2 separate regions of the Homo sapiens genome follow, and region 2 is linked to region 1. Evidence: read pairs that join two places in POLR2A ChIA-PET (ENCODE). Cell type or tissue: GM12878. All regions are shown on one strand. Links, peaks and the distances in the headings refer to the core of each region. The heading gives the core; the rest is flanking DNA.

Region 1 (10,925 bases), core at 1,671-9,670:
ATTTTAATGAAATATTTTAAACAAATACACATAACAAACTCCCAAATTTAACAAATATTAACATTTTGCCAAGTATGCTTCAGATTTTTTTTTCACATAAAAAAAATCATTCCTGATGTGGTTGAAGTCTTTTGCTGTTTTCAATTACCTCACTCCTTCCCTATTGGTAAAAATAATCCTGTTTTTACATATATGTATATATCCATAAAAAGACTTCCATATTTATATGTTTTATTTTACAACTTAATTTTTTTCATTCAACTTTATGTTTCTGAAATCTATCCAGGTTGAAGTGTGTATATGGAAAGAAAGGCATTTTAATCTCACCAGTAAATTGTCTCTAAATCACTTTAAGTATTAGATTATTTGTGGAACTATTTCCTGTAGGGTGTCAATCATCCCATGGTGTGTGAATTGTTGCAAGGTTTAGTCTTGAGAAGTGAATGATACCTCCTAACTTCGTTCTTAATAGCTGGACTTGGGGGGTTGTAGAAAGGTCAGAAGGAGGACAAAAACTGTTCTATTAGGTAATTCCTACATTCTCTTTCTATTGGCTGTCCCTCTTGTTATCCTTTCTAACCCTGCTACCCCTTCTCCAACATCTCTGTTTTCTGTCTTTCATTCTCTAGTGTAGGTGAATCATCAGAACAAGTACCTGGTAATCAGTGAGGAACAGCAGGAGATTTCCACTCAGCCCTCACAAGACAATGCAAGGCCCCACAGGACAGAAGATAACGGAGTTTCAGTAGCTGAGCTCCAAACTTTAATGTCTTAAAGCTCAAACTCAGTCTGTCCCTAATGAATACATCATCTTTCCCCATGAGTTGCTGTGCCATCAATGTTCCCAACTTCAATATCCACCCCATTGCCTGGGAACTGTCCTTCACTCCTACCTTTCTCTCTACTCCCAGTAAATTATGCCCTAAGTACTACTATTCCTATCTCCTAAATATCTTCATTCTTTTATTTCTGTATCATTCCATGCCATCACCCTCACCTTGGTTACATTAACTCACTCCCAAATTATTGTAGCATGTGCTCAACTGGGCTCCCTGTGTACAAACTGTCAGAATCAAAATGGAGTCACTTGTGTTAAAAAGCAAAAACAAACACCAAACCAACACATGACAAATAGAGCTGGGGAATGTCATAAAGCTGTCTCATGCTTTTGTGCCTGATAACAAAAAAAACTATCACAGAAGATTCTGCAAAAGCTACCTTGCAAAAAGGCCACAGCATCCTTACAAAAATACTTCTATAAGGACATCTTCCCTGCAAATGCATGTCCAAACTTAGACTGACATCACCCTTGTTATTGATCTTTGTAATAGCCAAGGATAATTGTCTCAAAACAAGTATGCAATTCTCCTCATTTTTCCTTTAAAAACCTTTGTCTCCCTTTACCTTCCTGAATGCACATATAGTTTACCATGGTACATTTATTCCCATGGCAATGCCCATTCCTGAATAAATATTATTTTCTTTTAGAGAGCCTCTCTCTGATATATAGGTTGACAGCTGCTCTAGTCTTGCCCCCTCCAATCTATCTTTCACTCTGCAGGCTAGAGAAACCAAATCATAATACTCCCCACTGGCCTTGAGACAGAATCTGAACTTCTAACAAGATTTACAGTGCCTTCAAATCTCTCTTTTGCTTCTGTCTCTGGTCTCATTTCCTATCCTATTTGCCTCAAACTTCATTTATCCATCAGCATTTTTTACTTTCCCAAATATACCATGCTCGCCTCACCTCTAAGGCCTTCACAGGTGCTCTTCCCTCTGCTTAGAATACACCTTCATCCAACTTGAATCAGCTTTAATACTCCTTTCTGCAAGCACTCTGACAAAAGCCCTTTCCTCGACCAAACTTTAAACAGCTCCTCAGAGTCTTCTTTTTGACCAGGCCTCATCCTTGGGCCCTGTCCTTGGCCTGCTGAAGCCTGTTTCATCAAGCATCCTCCTAGTCAGTTTAGATTCCCCCACCCTTGATATCTCACCAACCTTGACATCTGGTCAAGTTCTTCATCTTCTCTGCTAACCTTGAGTTCTAAGTCTTTGGTCCACCTTTATCACAAGTTCTGGGATGCCAGTTTAGCAAGAATCCGCCAACACTTGATGTCCCTCTTAGTAACTTTCCATCCACAGACTGCTTACTCTGCTTGCTGGCTATAAATCCCCGGCTGTCTGCTGCATTGAGAACTGAGCTCAGTTCTATACTAAAGTCTCTTTCCCTTCCTGCAGTAGTTCTTCCTGCACACAATCTGCCTTTATTGCCTTTAACTAGTGTCTAGCTTGTTTCTTCGACAACTCCTTGATCCCTAGACTAGGCTGACACCCATCATATGCCTCCTCCACTTTCCTGGTGACTGCCATAACACTTTATTGTAACTTCTATAACTGGGGGCTTTTAAAAACTGAATTGTATGTCCTGAAAGCAAGTCTTAGGTCTTATTTACCATCGTATTCCCAGCATAGCATAGAGCTTGGCACACATAGGATACAGGCAGTATTTGTGGAATAATGGAATGAATTTCCAGTGTTCTTCACTTGCCTGTATGGAATGTTTCAGCATAACAGGCAGTTTTAACCATCAGGGGGTAGTATGTTGAGCCTATGGCATGGATGAAAAGAGTCCATCTATTTCTTAACTATTGCACAACTCTTAAAAAGTCCTTCCTGCCTCTGGCCTGCCATGGAGCAGAAGCACCAAACTGATTTTCTCCAGCAATGGCCCCAGGTAGACCTGGCAGCTGCCTACCTCATTTGCTTACTCTAGCTGGCTCTCTCATCACCAGTGCCTACAATTCATTGTTGTACTCTCTATATTTGTTTACCTGTCTCTCTGCATTTTCAGGCTGCCACAAAAAATAGACTAGACCTAAACTGATCAAATTTTGTTCTCAGGCACAAGAAGTTCTTCATTTAATGTAACCATTTCTCATTTTGCATCTGTTTCTCTGCTTAATTATTCATTAATTCGTGGAAGTAATCGACTGGTTTTGATACATTTCACACACTAATAAAGAGTTTCACATACATCTTAGGTTTGATTGGGGGCTTTCTGTTATCTTGAAACAGAAGTAGCCAATAATTTCAAATGAAGGTATCTTCATTTTCTAATGTATTTTAATAAAGTTTGGAATGTAAGTAGAGGCAAACAAGACAGTAATTACATGAAGTGAAAATTATCTTTTAGGCAAATATAATAGGTTAATATTGGTATCAAGAGACCAAAGGGACCATCTGTAAGTCCTTCACAGACCACCAGGGTTGCACTCAGTGAAACCCCTCTTCTTAATGATGCTCTGTCATGGTTTTGAAGGTTTATGGAAAAGAGAATTCTGTAACCTTTCTGGCAAACCCTCCTAGGTGTTAGAAATGCTGACTCAGGAAAACCTGCGTCTGTTAATTTTTCGCTTGAATTCTTCCTGCTGCAGGTAAAACCTAATTCTGTTTGCCTTTTTGCAGTGTGGGAGAAAAAAAGATGTTAAGATTGGATGCCTATAATCTCATCTAATGAGTAATAGATATAAGATTTGAACGAAGACCTGATTCTAAAGCATGCCTTATTTTTTTTTCTTAACCAATGAACTTCCTTGCCTAGTTAATGGGATTGTTCAGTACTACTTAGGGATTTATTTCCCTAAGTAGCTTGGATTAAAGGTAATGCCCACTATTGGCCATAAATCCTTGTGACTCTAGCTCTATTTCCAGGAGTCCAGGGCAGTAAGGCAGCCCACAGGCTGCCTTTGGAAATACTGGAAATGGAAGCAGAAGACTGTAATGCGTCATAGCCCAGTGTGCTTCCTGAGCTAGCTAGAAAACTCTGTCCCTGGGCACCCCAGGCCTTTGGTACAGTTTTACACTTTTTTTTTTTTTTTTTTTTGAGATGGATTCTCACACTATTGCTCAGGCTGGAGTGCATTAGTGCAATCTTGGCTCACTGCAACCTCCACTTCCCAGGTTCAAACAATTCTCCTACCACAACCTCCTGGGTAGCTGGGCTAATTTTTATATTTTTAGTAAGACGAGGTTTCATCCTGTTGGCTGGGCTGATCTCAAACTCCTGACTTCAAGTGATCTGCCAGCCTTGGCCTCCCAAAGTGCTGGGATTACAGGCGTGAGCCACTGCACTGGCCTACGCTTCTTATTACCATACACCACTCTGACATTTGAAAAGTGGTAAAAGTTAATCTGAGCTCAAGAATAGTAACTATCTTAGATCCTTTGTAAAATGAGGACAATAATAGTCCCCACTTCTTCATTCTAGTGAGGATCAATGCTGTATTACATATAAAGTGGTTGGAACAGAGCCCAGTAGATAGTCAGCTCTCAATAAAGCTTGCGTATGAATACTATTTTTAAATTGTTGCTTCTATTATTGTTATTGTTTGAGAGCAAAATATTTAAACACAGCTGCAGTTAATTAAGAACCTCCGTAGTGAGGTTCCTGACTGGCCAATGACTCAGCTACTAAGAGAAAGAGGAAACGCCAGTAGTTGCTGCTAAAACATGCACACCCTTACACAGGTGCCTGGAAACCCTGAGAATTTTATGCATTTACTTTAGCTTTTCCCAGAATTATATCCACTGTTTTAGAAAATTTTAACTTACTAATAAAATATTATTATACATGATTCTTGTCCCCAAAGTCTTCCTTTGAAGTACTCCTATTTATACCATATAGCTCTTAAGTTTCTCTGTTTGATGATAGCGTATTGATTATTCACATCCAGAGATTGTTTTTTATTGTGTTATATCTACTCTTGAGATTTTTAAAAATTCTTGTTTCTTTCTTCATGTTGTATAGTTTTGTTTCACATAAAGATCTATTATCTTGCATTAATGTTTCTTAAATACTGTTTTTTACACTTCTTAAAACTTAAAAACTTTTTTAAAAAATTATACTTTAAGTTCTGGGATACATGTGCAGAATGTGCAGGTTTCTTACATAGGTATACACATGCCATGGTGGTTTGCTGCACCTATCAAAAAAACTTTTAATTATATAAATGCACAAGCTGCATAAAATTATTTACTTACTATAAAAACCTCCAGAAATGTAAAAGGTCCTTATAAGCACTTGTCCATACTTTATTAGCTTCAAAATATTGAACACCTGTTTAAAGTTATAATTGTAGAAACTGTCTTATTTTAAGGTATATAACAAATAAAGCTCAGAAACACAATGGCGTTGTTATAACGTGTCACCTGACATTGTCAACAGTGGATTAATTAATAGGCGTGGTTTCTACAGGATCATTAGATAGATTTTGTATTCATTTTGATCAGATGTTCATCTCTACACAAAGTTCGAGGGGAGTGCAAATATGTCATGGGAGTATGCTACCATGCTGTACCTCCACCCCAGCCAGCCCCTACCCACTCCACCAACAGCCCTATATTTGTCGATGTGTGAACTTGCTTGAGCCGGGTGGACTAGAAAATACCTAAAGGGAGTTTATTAAGAAGAGAAATGATATGTTTCAGTTCTTGGTAGCAGTCTAGATGCTGGTGAATGTTAGGCCACCACCGTCCATATCGTGAACTCTCTGAGAGACAACTCTGGCATGGCAAATGACGTGTGATCATGTGCATTGACTCATGCAAATATAAGAAAATCATTGACAGCTCAAGACCCTACTTTCAGAAGATTGCATGGGAACTGCTAACAGGACCTTCCGAGTACCCTGCCAGCTCACACCTGTTAATTATGTACACCTGCCCAGGGCCAGCTGCCCATGTAGAAGGTTCAGAGGCAGGTCAAAACTCCACCTCTTTCGGCTTCTTCCGGCTGCTGAGTAGCAGGAACTAGCCTAATTAATCCTGATGCTTCCTAAGCATTTAGATTAGAGAAGTAAAAGGTATCAGGAAGTCAAAAGATTTCTTTGGAGTTTTTTGTTGTTGTTGTTGTTTTAACTTTAAGGTCCTACATAAACTGATGTTGAATTTATAGAAAATTTTGCTTTGGAGATTGAGATGAAAAGAGTCTGATTTCTGAGGTCTAATTATGACTAATCAAACCGCCACAGGCACTAGATCAGAGGAATGCATACCTCGTCAGCATGAAAGCAGCAGGTAGAAACAGCTGCTCTGTGCAAATTTATCTGGACTGATCACAGCAGAAGAAAAGGAACTAGGTTTATGTCAGGACCTGGGCCAGAGACCAGAGTGACTTTTTTTCTAGGAAATGGCAACAGTGCCAGCAATCTTTTAGCACAAGGTATAAGAAAAACTAGTCATGCTCTACCTGAAATAATTTTTTTAATTCATAATATTATTTATTCTGTTACTGGAAAAATAGACATATTCTTTCTTTCTTCACTAGCTGTAATTTATAGCAGGCAGGAAGAGAGTGCTGGATTCCTAAGGGTTCTCTAAGGAAGTCAACTGCAATTCCCCACTTTTGTGCCCATAAAACAGCATAACATTAAACAGTGGACAATACAGGGACTTTCAAGATCATGGTTCACAAACTCCCAACTTGATCACACATCTCATTCTATATGTTTGCCTGGAAGTCCACCTCTTAGACTATACAGTCTTTTCTTGAGCCATTTTTAAAGTGAAATTTTAACTGTACCTATGTGGAATTTTTCTGGATTTCTTCCCATCTACTCAGTATCAATATCTACTCCATATCCATCTACTCAATATCTACTCAGATCCCTGCCTTGGAAATTGGAAAATGGAAGATGGGAGTGGAAAACAATATCAATTCTTAGTTTTTGGAAGTGAACCAATTTGCTCAAATATTCATTCTTCCAGAATCAGTCTTGGAAATAACCACTAGCTACTCTATCAGATAGTTTGTGCTGCAAGATAAACTACCCTAAAACTTGTGGCTTAAAACATCCACTATTTATGTAGCTAGCAATTTTGCAGATCAGCAATTTCGACTGAGCCTAACTGGGCAGTTCTGGTCTTGACTAGGCTCAATTATGGGTCTGCCGGGTTGACTGGGACCCATAGGGTGGCCTCTTGGTCAACTTGTTGTTTCTTCATGTGGTCTCCTCACCTTCCAGCAGGCTAGCCCAGGCTTTTCCACACTGGGGCTGGCTGGGACACTAGAGAGAGAGCAGAAGTGTTCAAGACCTCCACAAGTCTTACCTTGGAACTAGCACAATATTATTTCCACCACATTCTATTGGTCAAGTCACAAAGCCAGCCCAGATTCAGGGCCAGCCTACCGCTTGATGGAAAGAGTTGCAGGGTCACATTACTAGGGGCACAGATGCAGGGAGTTATTACACTGTAGTCATCTTTGCAATCTACCACACATGTAATGGAGGAAAAGGGGATCCAAATAATTTTATCACAGGTGAATTTTCCATAGAAGAAAAATGAGCTGATAAATAAATTATATGGATTTGTACCTTTAAAATAGTAATAAGCAGTCATTCTTGCTAATATTAATGCCATGAAAACAAAAACTACAGGGGCAAATTCTCAGCTTAGTTTTAGTCTGGCTTCCCAGATTTTATACATGATAAATGGAAGACCTTTCCCCTTAATATAACTTTCATTTTCAATAGTTTGTATAGATTCTTATTGCAGGCTGGGTTTTCTGGGAAGTAGACTCTGAGGTGGAGTCGAGTGTAAAAAGTGTTTATTAGGGATTGTCTCTGGGATCAACACCTGTGGAGAAGTGAAGAAGGAGCAGAGGGAGGAGTTGAATGATCAGGCAGGTCCACAGCCTCAGTGGACCCTGTGGGAGCTCTGGATCTAAATGCCCTGTCAGAGTTGTCCCAGGTTAGGCCACTGTGGCTGGGCCTTTATAACCAACCCTTCCTCTGTCAGTCACTGGATGTGGGCGTCTTCTGGAAAGGACATAATCTTAGGCAAGGTGGCTTTCTGCATCTAAGGCATTTCCTGAAGGTGCCCACAGATGCTGTCTGCTAACAGCAAATTCTGGGGCTGAAGGCCCTTCCTTCCAGATCCATCACAATGCTAGTAGAATTATGATAAGAGTCTAGCTACATACAACTAATTTCATCTGCAGGAGAAGCTACATGACGCATCATGTGATGATATTTATTGACTCTGTTGTTTTCCTCAGAGGGTTTCAAATAGCTTCAAGAAGTGTAGCTGACTCATAGTGCTGTTACTTTCATTTTACTGCTGGGGCTGAGCAATAAGTAGTAGGCTAACTGAGGAATTTATCAGCCATCCATGCAAGTAACTTTCATGCATATTTCAGGCTTCCTCTTCTCCCTCTGAAAAGAGCATTAATTTCTGCCATCCTACCCTCTGGCCAACAATTTCTGACTTGGTGGATAGGGATGTGGCTCTTTCTCCCTCTTCTGTCTGGATCACAAATTACCTTCATCGTCATGAGTGAGTGAATTTGTGCTAAGGGAGGACGGGGGACCACAGATTATCCCAACTCTAAGGTAGTCATACATATAAAATGCTAAGCTTGGCAAATAAATCTATTGGAACTGATTGTGTACAATAGTATTACTTTTTTCTTTTTGTGAAGAAATGAAGCACGCTCCCTTGGTGAATTTAGAATAGGATTTGATTTTCAAAAACTGATTTACATACAACCTTTCAATCATCTTCTGTACATGTGGCTGGATTAAGAAAGCTTTAGTTGTACTTCCGGTCTGATTATGGGATTGCCCTTGTAAGGGCCTTTAAGTAGTCTTTGCTAAAGTTTGACCAGCCATAATGAGAGGCATAATTGTTTAGTGGTTAAGAGGCCAGGTTCTGGAGTCAGACAGACTTAGATTGCAATCCTCTCTCTGACGCTTTCTAGATGTGTGTTATTGGACAGATCAGTCAATCGCCTAAAGCCTCAGTTTCCTCCTCTATACAATGGGCATCATAATAGCTGCTCCCTCCTAAAAAGATTCAGTGAGGTGATGCCCACAAAGAGCCTGGAACGGTAGCTTACGCCTGTAATCCCATCACTTTGGGAGGCCGAGGTGGGCGGATCACGAGGTCAGGAGATCGAGACCACGGTGAAACCCCGTCTCTACTAAAAACACAAAAAATTAGCTGGGGGCGGTGGCGGGCGCCTGTAGTCCCAGCTACTCGGAGAGGCTGAGGTAGGAGAATGGCGTGAACCCGGGAGGCGGAGCTTGCATTGCAGTGAGCCGAGATCTTGCCACTGCAATCCAGCCTGGGCGACAGAGCGAGACTCTGTCTCAGAAAAAAAAAAAAAAGAGCCTGGAACAGGCCCCGGCACTATCAATCTTAGTTCCTTTTCTTTAGGATGAAGATGACAATGACGGTGAGACATTTGGTCTTTGCCTTCTGCTACATCCCCACAAACACTCCTCTTTATGGTCATCTTAATCTGGTGTTTCTTAATTTGTCTGATGCAGGAGATCTGAAGCAATAGGTAGCAGGTAGAGGTAAAAGAATATAGAGCAGACAAATGTATATTTGAAAATATATATTGAATAGATTCAGCTTTCAAAATAGCAAGATAGCATAGCATGGCTAAATTCTAGGAGAGTTACATTTTAAAAAATAGCTATGACTGTTTCAGTGCTACCTGAAAGCAGACACCTAAGGGAACATAGGGAGGGGTGTGGGGGTGCAGTGCCAGCCACCATGGGAGTGAATTTCTTGGGTTCAGGAACGGGGTCAGGGAGTCAGCAAGAGAACCAAAAGTCCAAAGTTTGTGGGCCTGTGGGAGGGACACAAAACCACAGGCTTCTTACGCCAGATCCACTGGTGGCTGCCAGTAGTGACAGATTGAGAGGGCTGACAATACACAAGGCAATTTGAGAAGGTTTCTAAATATAAGGACTTTTGACGTCATCCATGTAACCTCAGCTGTTCTATAATAAGGCTTAACCTTTGTCCACTCTGGCACAAGACTTCATATGTCACAACAGTTTGTCACAGAGAGGGACAATGCTAGATTTACAAACTATGAAGATATTTCAGGCTGGGCCTGGTGGCTCACGCTTGTAATCCCAGCACTTTGGGAGGCCGAGGTGGGTAGATCACCTGAGGTCAGGAGTTCAAGGCCAGCCTGGCCAACATGGTGAAACCCCCTCTCTAATAAAAACACAAAAATTAGCTGGGTGTGGTTGCACACACCTGTAATCCCACCTGCTCGGGAGGCTGAGGCAGGAGAATCACTTGAACCTGGGAACTGGAGGTTGCAGTGAGCCAAGATCACACCACTGCACTCCAGCCTGGGCAACAGAGTGAGACTCTGCCTCAAAAAATAAATAAATCAATCAATCAATAAAGATACTTCTTAGATATGAGCTTAATATTCTACAGTGGAAGAGAATATCTCCACTTTGGCCATAGTGATTTATTCATGCATTTCTAGTTTTGGTATACTCTAATTTAGTTGGCAGTGAGAGGAAACTGGTATGTTCTATTTTACCAAGCTGTTTCCTACGTTCATACTCAGGTTACCAACTTTCAAAGAGCTGGTTACCAACTTTCAAAGAACTGGAATTCAATGAAATGCATTAACATTGAAGCTATTAATTTATTCTTTCTTTGGCAATTTAGAAGAGCTTTGGGATCTGTTGGGATCTCATTGTTTCGTTATCACCATGTATTTCTTCAGGTTTAGAAGATGTAAGCAGCTGAGCCCAATATATGTCCAGAAGCTATCTTGTGAATATGTGCCTAGTATCTGATTCTAGACTTCATGCTACTTTCTCACAAAAGCATAAGCTTAGGAGCTACCTCTGGTCATTTGAGTCTTCTCCTTGTCTGGATTCAGAGTCAATAGGCTTCTCCCATTGAAGTAGCCCTCATTTTATGCCATCCCCAAGACATCTTAAAATGGAGCAACAGGCAGTACTCCTCAGGAAGGGAAATGTTGGGAAATGCTTTGCCTGGGGATCTCAGACCCACACGCCATCTCCAGGCCTTGTGACAGAAACCCTGGGCTTGAATATGGCCTACCTGGTGTTTCAATCTGATTCTGATAGCAGAACAGT
Region 2 (10,925 bases), core at 1,204-9,203, 55 kb before region 1:
TCTTGAATCTGAAGAATTCAATAAATAAATTATACAACTGAGAGTTTCAACAACAGACTAGGTCAAGCAGAAGAAATAATTTTTGAACTTGAAGACAGACCTTTTGAAATAACCCAGTCAAAAAGAAGAAAATAAGAATAAAAAAGAATGAAGAAAGGTTATTGGACTTACGAGGCACCATTAAACAAATTTTTGCATTATAGTAGAGTCAGAGGGAGAAGGGTGGAGAAGGGCACAGAAAATCTAACAAAATAAGAGTTGAAAAAAATCCCAAATCTGAGGAGAGATATGGACATCCAGATTCAGGACGCTTAAAGTCCTCAATTAGATTCAACTCAAAAAGACCCTCTCTGAGGCAGATTATAATCAAACAGCCAAAAAACAAAGAGAGAAAGCTGTAAAAGTGTCAAGTCACATATAAGAGGATTCATGTTAGACTATCAGAAGATTTCTCAGCAGAAACATTGTGGGCTAGGAGAGAATGGGATGATGTATTCCAAGTCCTGAAAGAAAAAAACCTACCAGACGAGATTTTTATTTCTAGCAAATTTGTTTTTCAGAAATTAAGGAGAAATACAAGCCTTCCCAGACAAACAAAAACCAAGGGAATTTATCACCACTAGACTGGATTTACAAGACATGCTTAAGAAGGTGTTTCAACTGGAAACAAAAGGATAATAACTGCTATCATGAAAACACATGAAAGTATAAAACTCACCAGTAGAGGTAAATTTATAATAAAACTCAGAATACCCCATTGCTGTAATGGTGCTATGTACAATTTTCAATCCTTTATTATGAAGATTTAAAATAAAAAATGTAAAAAACAGTTATAATTAGTGGCTAAGGAACAAATAATAGGTAAAGATCTTAAAGTAAGGCAAAAAATATACAAACGGGGGAGGAGGGAAGAAAAAGTTTCAAGTATTTTTGTGTGACCAAAGTTAAGTTATTAGATGTTGCTGTAAAAGTACTTTAAAAATGTGGTTAACATTTATACTCGGGAGACTTTTATTAAGGCAGACTAATCTGTTTGGAATGAAACTCTACCAAGTTAGTTGCTATTTACTGTCCCCAGCAACTGAGAGGTCCAGACAAAAGAGCACCAGGAGGGAATCTACTTGCATGGGTCCCTTTCAGGCAGCCTTGCCATCAGGGGTTTGATTGTAGGCACAGCTTCAATGACAAAACAATCATGTGTAAGTTTTATTTGATTGATTGATTGATTTTTGAGACAGAGTCTCGCTTCATAGTCCAGGCTGGAGTGCAGTGGTGGAATCTTGGCTCACTGCAACCTCTGCCTCCCAGGTTCCCTCCAGGCTAATTTTTGTATTTTTAGTAGAGATGGGGTTTCACCATGATGGCCAGGCTAGTCTCCTGACCTCAAGTGATCCACCTGCCTCGGCCTCAAAGTGCTGGGATTACAGGAGTGAGCCACCATGCCTGGCCAGTTGTAAAGTTTTTAGTACTTACAGACCCTGGAGAATATACAGCATATGTGGAGGCCACACACACATGGAGGTCAGGGAGAAAAGACAAAGAGACAGAGAGAGTGAAGGAACCAGTGGGCCAATGCCTTTATTGGGTCCAGGGCATTATTCAAAAAGGTTTCCTGTGGGGAGCTTTAACTGGTGGGTTTACAGAAAACAGGCACTAGTTCTACAGTGTGACTGGGCGGTGGTCACTTTAAGTTCATGGACAAATATTTAATTGGTCTGTTTACAGGAAGCAGTGGGAAAGCAGGAAACCCAGCCTGCTAGGCAGGAGAGATACCCCTGAATTCTATCTCTGACCGCTGGCTAGAAATGTTTGGGTGGGATATAGTATTGGAAACTACATCAGCGGTGACTGAGGCCTGCTTCTGGTATGAGAAAGTTAAACTTATATTTAAAAATAGATGCCAAGGCAACATAAAGTTATTAGCACCCACTACAGAATAATAATGTGCATGGGCCTTATCCAATCAGTTGAAGGCCTCAAAAGCAGATACTGAAGTTTCTTTTTTTTTTTCCCCCTATATTGGCTGGTTTTAGCTGTCTTCGTATTTATTTATTTATTTATTTAATTTTACTTTATTATTATTATACTTTAAGTTTTAGGGTACATGTGCACAATTTGCAGGTTAGTTACACATGTATACATGTGCCATGCTGGTGTACTGCACCCATTAAGTCGTCATTTAGCATTAGGTATATCTCCTAATGCTATCCCTCCCCCCTCCCCCCACCCCACAACAGTCCCAGAGTGTGATGTTCCCCTTCCTGTGTCCATGTGTTCTCATTGTTCAATTCCCACCTGTGAGTGAGAACATGTGGTGTTTGGTTTTTTGTCCTTGTGATAGTTTACTGAGAATGATGATTTCCAATTTCATCCATGTCCCTACAAAGGACATGAACTCATCATTTTTTATGGCTGCATAGTATTCCATGGTGTATATGTGCCACATTTTCTTAATCCAGTCTATCATTGTTGGACATTTGGGTTGGTTCCAAGTCTTTGCTATTGTGAATAATGCCACAATAAGCATACGTGTGCATGTGTCTTTATAGCAGCATGATTTATATTCCTTTGGGTATATACCCAGTAATGGGGTGGCTGGGTCAAATGGTATTTCTAGTTCTAGATCCCTGAGGAATCGCCACACTGACTTCCACAATGGTTGAACTAGTTTACAGTCCCACCAACAGTGTAAAAGTGTTCCTGTTTCTCCACATCCTCTCCAGCACCTGTTTTTTCCTGACTTTTTAATGATTGCCATTCTAACTGGCGTGAGATAGTATCTCATTGTGGTTTTGATTTGCATTTCTCTGATGGCCAGTGATGGTGAGCATTTTTTCACATGTTTTTTGGCTGCATAAATGTCTTCTTTTGAGAAGTGTCTGTTCATGTCCAAGGAATCCTGTCTAAAGACTAACATAGAAACTCTGCCTTAGTTCCTAACCTGCAGACTCAGGACTGCAAGCTCAACTCTTACCTGAAATGCCAGCCTGCCCTACATATTTTGAACTTGCCGGTCTCTACAGTTGCAAAAGCTTATTTCTTGACATCATTCTCTCTCCTCGCCATTCCCCATGTGTGTGTATATATGCATATATGTATGTGTACATATACGTGTGTACATATAGAATATATATATATACATCTATATTTTAATCTATCCTATTGGTTCTGTTGCTCTAGAAAACCCTAACTAATACAAGACCCTTAAAACTCCCAGAAGGTTTCAGGAAACCTGAGAGCAGAGGAGGCTTTCCTAAATATAATACCCCAAAGAAGAAATGGTGACATAAGAGAGTGAAGTAGTGGCAGAGAGAAAGGTGAACTAACTCCTTCAAAAGGGGTGACTTCTACTTAACCGCATGTAAGTGTTGCCATGGGAGAATGGGAGTCTGGTGTTATTCGTGTGATTAATTAAGAGAAGCCAAAGTCCAAATGACTGTGGGAAATCACTATGGGGAGGGTTTTTGCAGAACCATAAATTTTGAGCATACCCATAGAATTGCAATCTACAATAATGTGTATGGTTTACTGGATTTGAAGCCATATAAATCAGGCACAAGACCCCTTTTACATTCAGGGACCTCCCTACACAAAGAGGGAAATGTCATGAGTTTGAGCCTCTCTGAAGAAAAATGAGGCTAACATGGTTTATCAAGAGGTTTATCAATAAGGTTCACATTATTTTGTGAGGGAAGACAAAGTCTCAGTTCTTTTGTAAACAGTTTGAGGTTTCAAAGACTCTTTGGCTCTCTAATTTATTTGAAACATCTATTGCTTCATGAATTGGCCTCAAGCACTCCTCAGTAAGTTATCAAGAGGCATTTATTTTTATTTAATCACCACAATGCTTGCTTGTTTTAAGGCTTAGGAAAAAAGTGAAGAGTGAAGAGGGCTCATCTTTTCATTGACTTCATTTATGTTATGCTTTTGAATCCTGTCGGATATATTTTTAGAAGCCTGTAAGTGAATAAAGCTTCATAAAGACAAGGTAACTTTCTGAAACTTCAACCCAGGTTATTTCTGTCTTGCTACTTTCAAAGGGCATCAGAGCTCACACAGCAGAGACAAGAAGAAACAAACAAAGGTGAAAAGCAAGCCCTTGTACGTGGGAGACAGGCTTGCATGGAACATGTGATTATGTGGCAGGAGGTATGGATGTGACTCATGAAATTGTATAGCAAATTTTTTTTTCCCCTAGGAAAAAAGGTTCAATGAAACAGACCAACCTCTCATTGAAAGTGACTTAAGTGCTGGTTAGTATTATCAAGCTATGGAAAGCTCAACTAATTATGATTTTTTTCTTTTAAAAAGCAGCTCATTGCTAAGGATTATACTTCCCCCTGTTTTTCAATGTATTCTGATGTTAAAGTGAATTTGATGATTCATGTAATTGAACAAAAATATGTGTTATTACATAAGAGGAGGGAAAAGGTTAAGCTATCAATTGGGTGCGTCTCATTTCCTAGGTCATTATGCAAAATATAGTGTACCTTGAAGTTTTCTATTCTCTTAATAGTGAAAAATATACTTTGGCTGAAATGGTTTAAGGTAAACCATTTTTGCTAAGAATCCAGCACGAACCACAATGATGGCCTAATTCTGGAAGCTCTCCCTGGAATATGCTGAGTGCCAGATGGCACTGGGAGCATCAATAAAAGAAAATAATTTCTAATGCAGCAAGTGAAATGCTGATGGCAGATGCTGCTAGCTGCAGGCCCACATTGGCTGCAGACAGGATATTGGGGAGTATTTAGCTGGGGATCTTTTCTGATTCTGTCAGTTTGCTCTTCTAGAAGATTACGGAGTGAAACACAATAGTGATTCTCACCTTGGCTGCACGTTGGAATCACCTGGAAAAATTTAAAACATGTATGGATGCCTGGATCCCACCACCAGAAATTCTTATGTAATTTGTACAGGTTATGGCTAGAAATCAGCGTTATTTTTAAAGCTCTCAAGCTTTCTCTAACATGAAGCCAAGGTTGAGAGCTACTACTCTGCTGGAGAGCTTACAGAATGCCAGAACTTGAAGAGAATGAATTCCTTGCTTTATAGATGAGGTCACTGATACTCAGAGGGACAAAGTGACTTACTCAAAATCACACATCTTATTAACCCATTTATAGCAGGGTGGTCACTAGAACCCATCCCAACCCAGTGTTTTTTCTTTTTCTTTTTTTGAGACAGAGTCTCATTCTGTTGCTCAGGCTGGAGAGCAGTGGTGCAATCACAGCCTACTGCAGCCTCAACCTCCCAGGCCCAAGTGATCCTCCTACTTCAGTCTCCTGAGTAGCTGGGACCACAGGCATGCACCACCACACCCAGCTAATCTTTTATTTTGGTAGAGGTGCGATCTCCCTATGTTGCCTATGCTGGTTTTGAACTCCTAGACTCAAACCATCTTCCTGCTTCGTCTCCCAAAATATGTTTTTTCTATAATACCCTACCACACAGGCTTTGATTGATGGGTGGCAGGGAAATTAGAGACTTGAAAGTGCTTGGGAGAGTTGTCAAAATATTATGTAAGTAGCTGCTACTACCTATATATAGGACCAGCCACAGTTCACCACTCAAAAATGCTCTCACTCAAAAATGCTCACCACTCAAAAATGGATTGCTGGGCATCCGTATGCAAATGGAGTCAGTTATCACATCTGATCTGCCTTTCGGCTTTATGTTTGAAGTTAAAATCCTTTCCAAGATAGGCAGGCATCTACAAAGACTCGTTAGTAACCTGTGTATGTAAGAATTACGCTTGGTGAGATTCTGGGTTCTTGCTGCAAAGTGCCATTGTGTGGGTTTTGCTCAAAGGAAAACCCACTAGTTGCTGAGTGTTCTACACCAGTCAATCAACTGGTCAATAAGTGGAGATGGGTACCTACTAGAGAGAAGGATCCATGATAGCTGCTTTGAGCATGAAAATGCATTACATGGTTGCTCCTTCAATCAATGTATAATATAAATGAGGGGCAAGACATCAGAGTGAACATCTTTCCTTGCTTGCTCAGCATCTCTTGGGAAACCATACCTCTCTCATTTCTGGTTATATGTATATGGGCAGCCTGACCTCCAGATTGAGGACTGAGCATGACTGTCAGGCTAAGAGTCTGAGATGAAGGGATGAGCAAGTAGTGCAATCTTTGCCCAGTTGGGAAAGTCCTGGGTCTCACTGGAACTGTGAAGAAGAGGCTTCAGTCTGTGGAATGACTCATAAACTCTAGCACCCATAATGGAGGAAGGGAGAGAGAGAAATGTTGCTCTGATGGCACTGTTGGAGCCCCTGGATCCAGCCTTGCCTAAAGTCCCTGGACTTCCCCAAAGACATTGGGCTTCCTAGATACATGATCCATAAACTTCTACCCTCTTTTGTTCTTTGATATAATTTGAGTTTGATTTCTCTCCTTGTCAATTAAAAGAGCCCTAAGGTTGGGTGTTTTATCTTAATCCATTTAAATTACTTGGAAGTTCTGCTACCGTTCATCTATGTCAAACAAAGCTAAGATTTTTTTCAAACAAACCCAATGTGAGTGCTGATTAATTAGCTGTGCTACCAGACCTTTCTGCTTGCTATCTTAATGTCAATTTGTTTTCAGGAGCTATTAGAGAAGCTGCTGGGGATACCTGTTTGGTGATGTGGAGATTAATTTGTTTTTCACTGGTAACACCCTCATTTGATCACAGTTACAATTCCTGACAAGACATCCCACTTTCCTGTTAAATCAATTCACCACCTGCCTTTGCTTCTAATCTTTGACTCTTAGCATATATATGAGGTATAGTTAATTATATGACTTGGGACTTCAGTTAGCTTTTCAGTTCATAATTCTACATTGGAAACTTATTCATAATCTCAGATGTGTCACTGGCAAAGTTATTGAATAGGCAAACTCAGCACATGCAGAAGGTAGTAGAAAAGAAATATTTTTGAAATATATTTGATATTTCAAAAAAGTATCAAAATACTCATCACAAGAAATATCAGAACTTTGTTGTCTTTCTTATACTTATTTTGTGATTCAGAATTGTGTTGATTTTCAATTATGTATCAGTGAGGAATGGGTGATGTCCTGTAACTTAGCCTCTAAAGATTTTGATCTGTTTCTAAATAACAAGTAGCATAAAAGCAAGTACTGAAGGAGAAAAAGGCATACTAGTATAGGAAATGAGGGTCCTAAGAAAAAGGCAATAGGGAAGGGCCCTGGGCTCTTAAATCATTGGGATATGAAATCCTTCTTAGTAGAGAATGTCCAGAAGTGTGGTAAGGGTTCACATTATTTTGTGAGGGAAGACAAAGTCTCAGTTCTTTTGTAAACAGTTTGAGGTTTCAAAGACTCTTTGGCTCTCTGATTTATTTGAAATATCTATTGCTTCATGAATTGGCCTTAAGCACTCCTCAGTAAGTTATTTATGTGGTACTCAACTGCTCCTGCAGGTTTATATCAAACCACAGCTGTATAAACAAAGACTATTAACCTATTGGTTGGATTTAACAGACACTTCAATCTGTTTAAATCCACTGACATTTCAAATTAGTGTGCCTCCAGATTCTTCACAGAACAGCCACTGAAGGTGACAGGGCTGTTTCTAAATAGCTCTGAAGACAAACAATAAGTGTGTTCTAAAGAATGACCACCAAAGAAATGGGAACTACCATTCTATTTTTGCGTAAAATTATGGACAGAATTTTCAAAGGACCTGGAAGGGAATAAGGATGGCTCAGAAAGGAAGGTTTCAGACAGTCTAAGTTAGTGATGTAAGCTCTTATATTTTCCACATAGGGCACCTGATTAGTAGTAGTAAATAATTTATTGGCCAGATGTGAAACAATATTTTTCTCCTCTACATTCTTTCTTGATAAGCTTTTAGGTAACTGTTTTTGTTTGGGTCTGATCCTCCCTCAAAACAGACCTGAAACAAGGCCAAGTTTGGGTAGTTATTCAGGAGTGGGCCTCAGGGTGCATCACTGACTAAGTGGGAACAGCGAGACAGGAAAGGAGAAAATGTCAATGGTATGTGAATTCCACCCAAATGGGCACCTGGGGATTGGTCTTTCCAGGAACCTTAGAGTAACTGAGTAGAATGGCTTCCAAACCTTGCCAAAGAGGTTCAAGAAAATGGGGTACTTATCTACCAACTCTCCACTCATTGGTTGAAGATTGCTTCTGGGGCTTTGAATCTTGGAGAAAACCCCAAGGCAGAGAAGAAGAAAGTCTTGGTGCTTTAGATGAGAAACTGTCAGCTGGCAAGAAAAAAGTCTACCATTTCTCCAAGTGATTAGATCCAGAGAAATAAGAGTGGGGCATCAGTAGTCAGCCACACAGGCCATTTTTATATAGCTGAAAACCTTAGGTTTGTCATGAGAAATGACATTTATTTTCTCCAGCAGGAAGAGGGTTTGACTCTTTCCTGAAAAAATTACAGTGGAATGATTTGGGACAGGTTTCTCAGTAGCACACTCCAGTAATATTAACATGACATATGAACAATATAGTAGCAGAAGCATGAGAAAATGCTAAGTGAAATCCTAATGTCAAGTGAAAAAAATCAGGTTATAAAACTGTACAATTTCAGCTATGTGAGAAAAATATTTTATAAAGAAAAATTAGGCTAGAAAGAATATACCAAGATGTTAATGTTGTTTATCTCTGCGTGGTGAGATAAACAACCAGAGATAGCGTTGTAATTTTATATTTGGATAAATATCAATTTTATATTTGGCTAAATATAAAATGGATAGCTTTATAATTTTATAGACTTATTTCCCAAATGTTCTACTTTGAACATGTTTACCTTTTGTAAAAGTGAACATGCCTTTTTGCTTTCCCTGCATGTACAAGTTAAATGGGATGCTTGCTGAGTAGACAGGTGTAGACCTGCCACAGCAGAGCAGCGTCTCTAGAAATAATTAGACACTCTTGAGCTTGTTGGTTTGAACACAGAGGCCAGCCTTACTCAGCTCTGTCTTTGCTGCCCAGCTCCCCAGGGCAAGCTGGCAATTCATGGGTGCTCACTTCAAGGTTAGCTCATGAACTGCTTACACATGAACTTGTGAGGCCAAGAGGGCATGTTACAGTACAAGACTTCTGCAAGGACTGCAGGGAGGCAATGCCTGTTACCTGCTTGGTTCAGAGGAGTCCACCAGGGAGGCAGTACCTGGCAGTGGGTAGTCTATGTGTTCCTTTTGGGTCAAGCTGAGAAGCACATCCTAGTTCAGTTTATCGTTTTCAGCAGCCAGCCAGGCCAGCAGTGGCCACGGGAGAGTGCATTTTCAGGCCCATCTGGGAATAAGCACAGTGCTAGGAATGATGGAGGAATACAAATCCAAGTATCCTTGAGGAGATCATATTCCAGAAAGAAAGTAATATAACCTGAAAACGATTGACCATACAGAGAGGATGTGATTAAATATGAATATAATATACAAAGAAAATATGTCTGGAGTTTGGGAAGGAGCTGGGGAAGGTTGCTTCAAGAGAGAGTAACTGTGGACTGGAGTGGTTGGAAAAAGGTTTTCTAGAGAAGGCAGTGCTTTGAGTAACAGGTCAACTATACAGTGATGAAAATCCACCTAACGCATTAGCATTTACTGTATTGGGTCAGGTACAGCTTTAGTATCTAGAATTTGGATCATGGTGCTGCCTCAGATTCCCTGTGTGTCATCATTTGGGGTATGTTTCCTGTCCTATAAAATGCAGTCCCAACAGCTACCTGCCCTGCAGGTGTACTGTGATGAGTAACTGATGGTAAACATCCTGGGTAAACTTGATGGTGCTATTACTGAAGGCTTACAAATGTCAGATGATTAAATGTAGAGACAGGCACCAGTGGGTTTCTGAGATACAAAACAATGAGAGTGATAGAAAACTCAAAGTATGCTTGAAATCGTGGCCAGTGTCAGCAGGTTAATGCAGGAGGAATTTCTCTTCTGGGGTGTTAGTTACAAGCTGAATATAGAGAGGTAGAATCAACTGATAACTATTGTTTCAATTTATCTGGTATGCTCAGGCCTAAGCTGGGTATTATTAGGGGAATCTAAAACATTATTAGCAAGAGAGTTGTTTGGGCGAGTTGGTGGCACACAAACCTGAACAGGAAGCTATCAATCCTCAGGAGTATAGACACCCTGCTAGATTAGTATCACAGAGTTTATATAGCCCTCAGGAGGAACCCTAAGAGAGGCTCATTTTCCCTAAAAGATTTAATTCATCACTGAATCTAAACATCACATCTTTGAGCACAAGTCCCTTCTATGCACTTGTTTGTTCTGTTAATGCAAAATGGATTCATCTGAATCAGGAAACTGCGCCAAAAACAAACAGAACAGAAACAACAGAGAACTGGCCCCAATTTGTAGAAAGAGTGCACTTTTCTTTTTTGTGCTGGGGCCTTTGCACAGTATGGTTGCACTACCCCTGCATACCACACTGGGTAAATACCTACTGTGCCAGCTTTCCTTCCCTTTGGGACTGGGGCAATCCTGTCTAAGGAAATGAGAAGTCAGAGTTTACTTGATCAATTCTGGACATGAGAGGGTGTGTATGGCTGTTTATGCACTGAACCATACCATTCTACATTAGGCTGAAAAACTGCCTGAAAGAGGCCTTATAATAAACTTGGAGTAGAAAAACAACAAGCAAACAATAAAAGTAAACCACAAGAACACTGTAATAACATTTCCATAAGGTGATATTTGCAGCATTTTTGCAAATATTGACTCACTAAGTATGAAGCTGAAAAACAAGCCTGGTTTATATTTGGGCCAACCATATATAGCAAGGGGAGTACTCCCTTAGAGAGTTTTTCACTGGCCCCAGGATCAAGCCTAGAAATGAGCACTTCCTTTTGTGTGAACTGTAGTCTTCCATTGCAATATCCCCCCACACCATCTAAATTCATCAGAGGCTTTCTCTTCTGCCTTAAAACAG

The links. ChIA-PET counts read pairs that join two places held together with the same protein. Peaks named below come from ENCODE experiments on the same cell type or tissue, not always from the same donor. Only the 100,000 strongest peaks of a DNase experiment are listed, where the experiment ranks them.
Region 2: POLR2A ChIA-PET joins it to region 1 with 6 read pairs; 3 of 35 experiments call an interaction of 5 or more read pairs at or near these places.

What each region holds. Positions count from the first base shown.
Region 1 is chr5:115,374,920-115,385,844 of GRCh38, reverse strand. No RefSeq gene overlaps it. Among named protein-coding and RNA genes, the nearest start is that of CCDC112, 84 kb to the right of the region's middle. RefSeq lists an enhancer at 7,890-7,969. In GM12878, for the core only: no CTCF peak of the experiment used is centred there; DNase peaks (open chromatin) are centred at 5,684, 5,974 and 8,044.
Region 2 is chr5:115,429,361-115,440,285 of GRCh38, reverse strand. No RefSeq gene overlaps it. Among named protein-coding and RNA genes, the nearest start is that of FEM1C, 110 kb to the left of the region's middle. RefSeq lists a silencer at 4,027-4,227. In GM12878, for the core only: no CTCF peak of the experiment used is centred there; no DNase peak of the experiment used is centred there.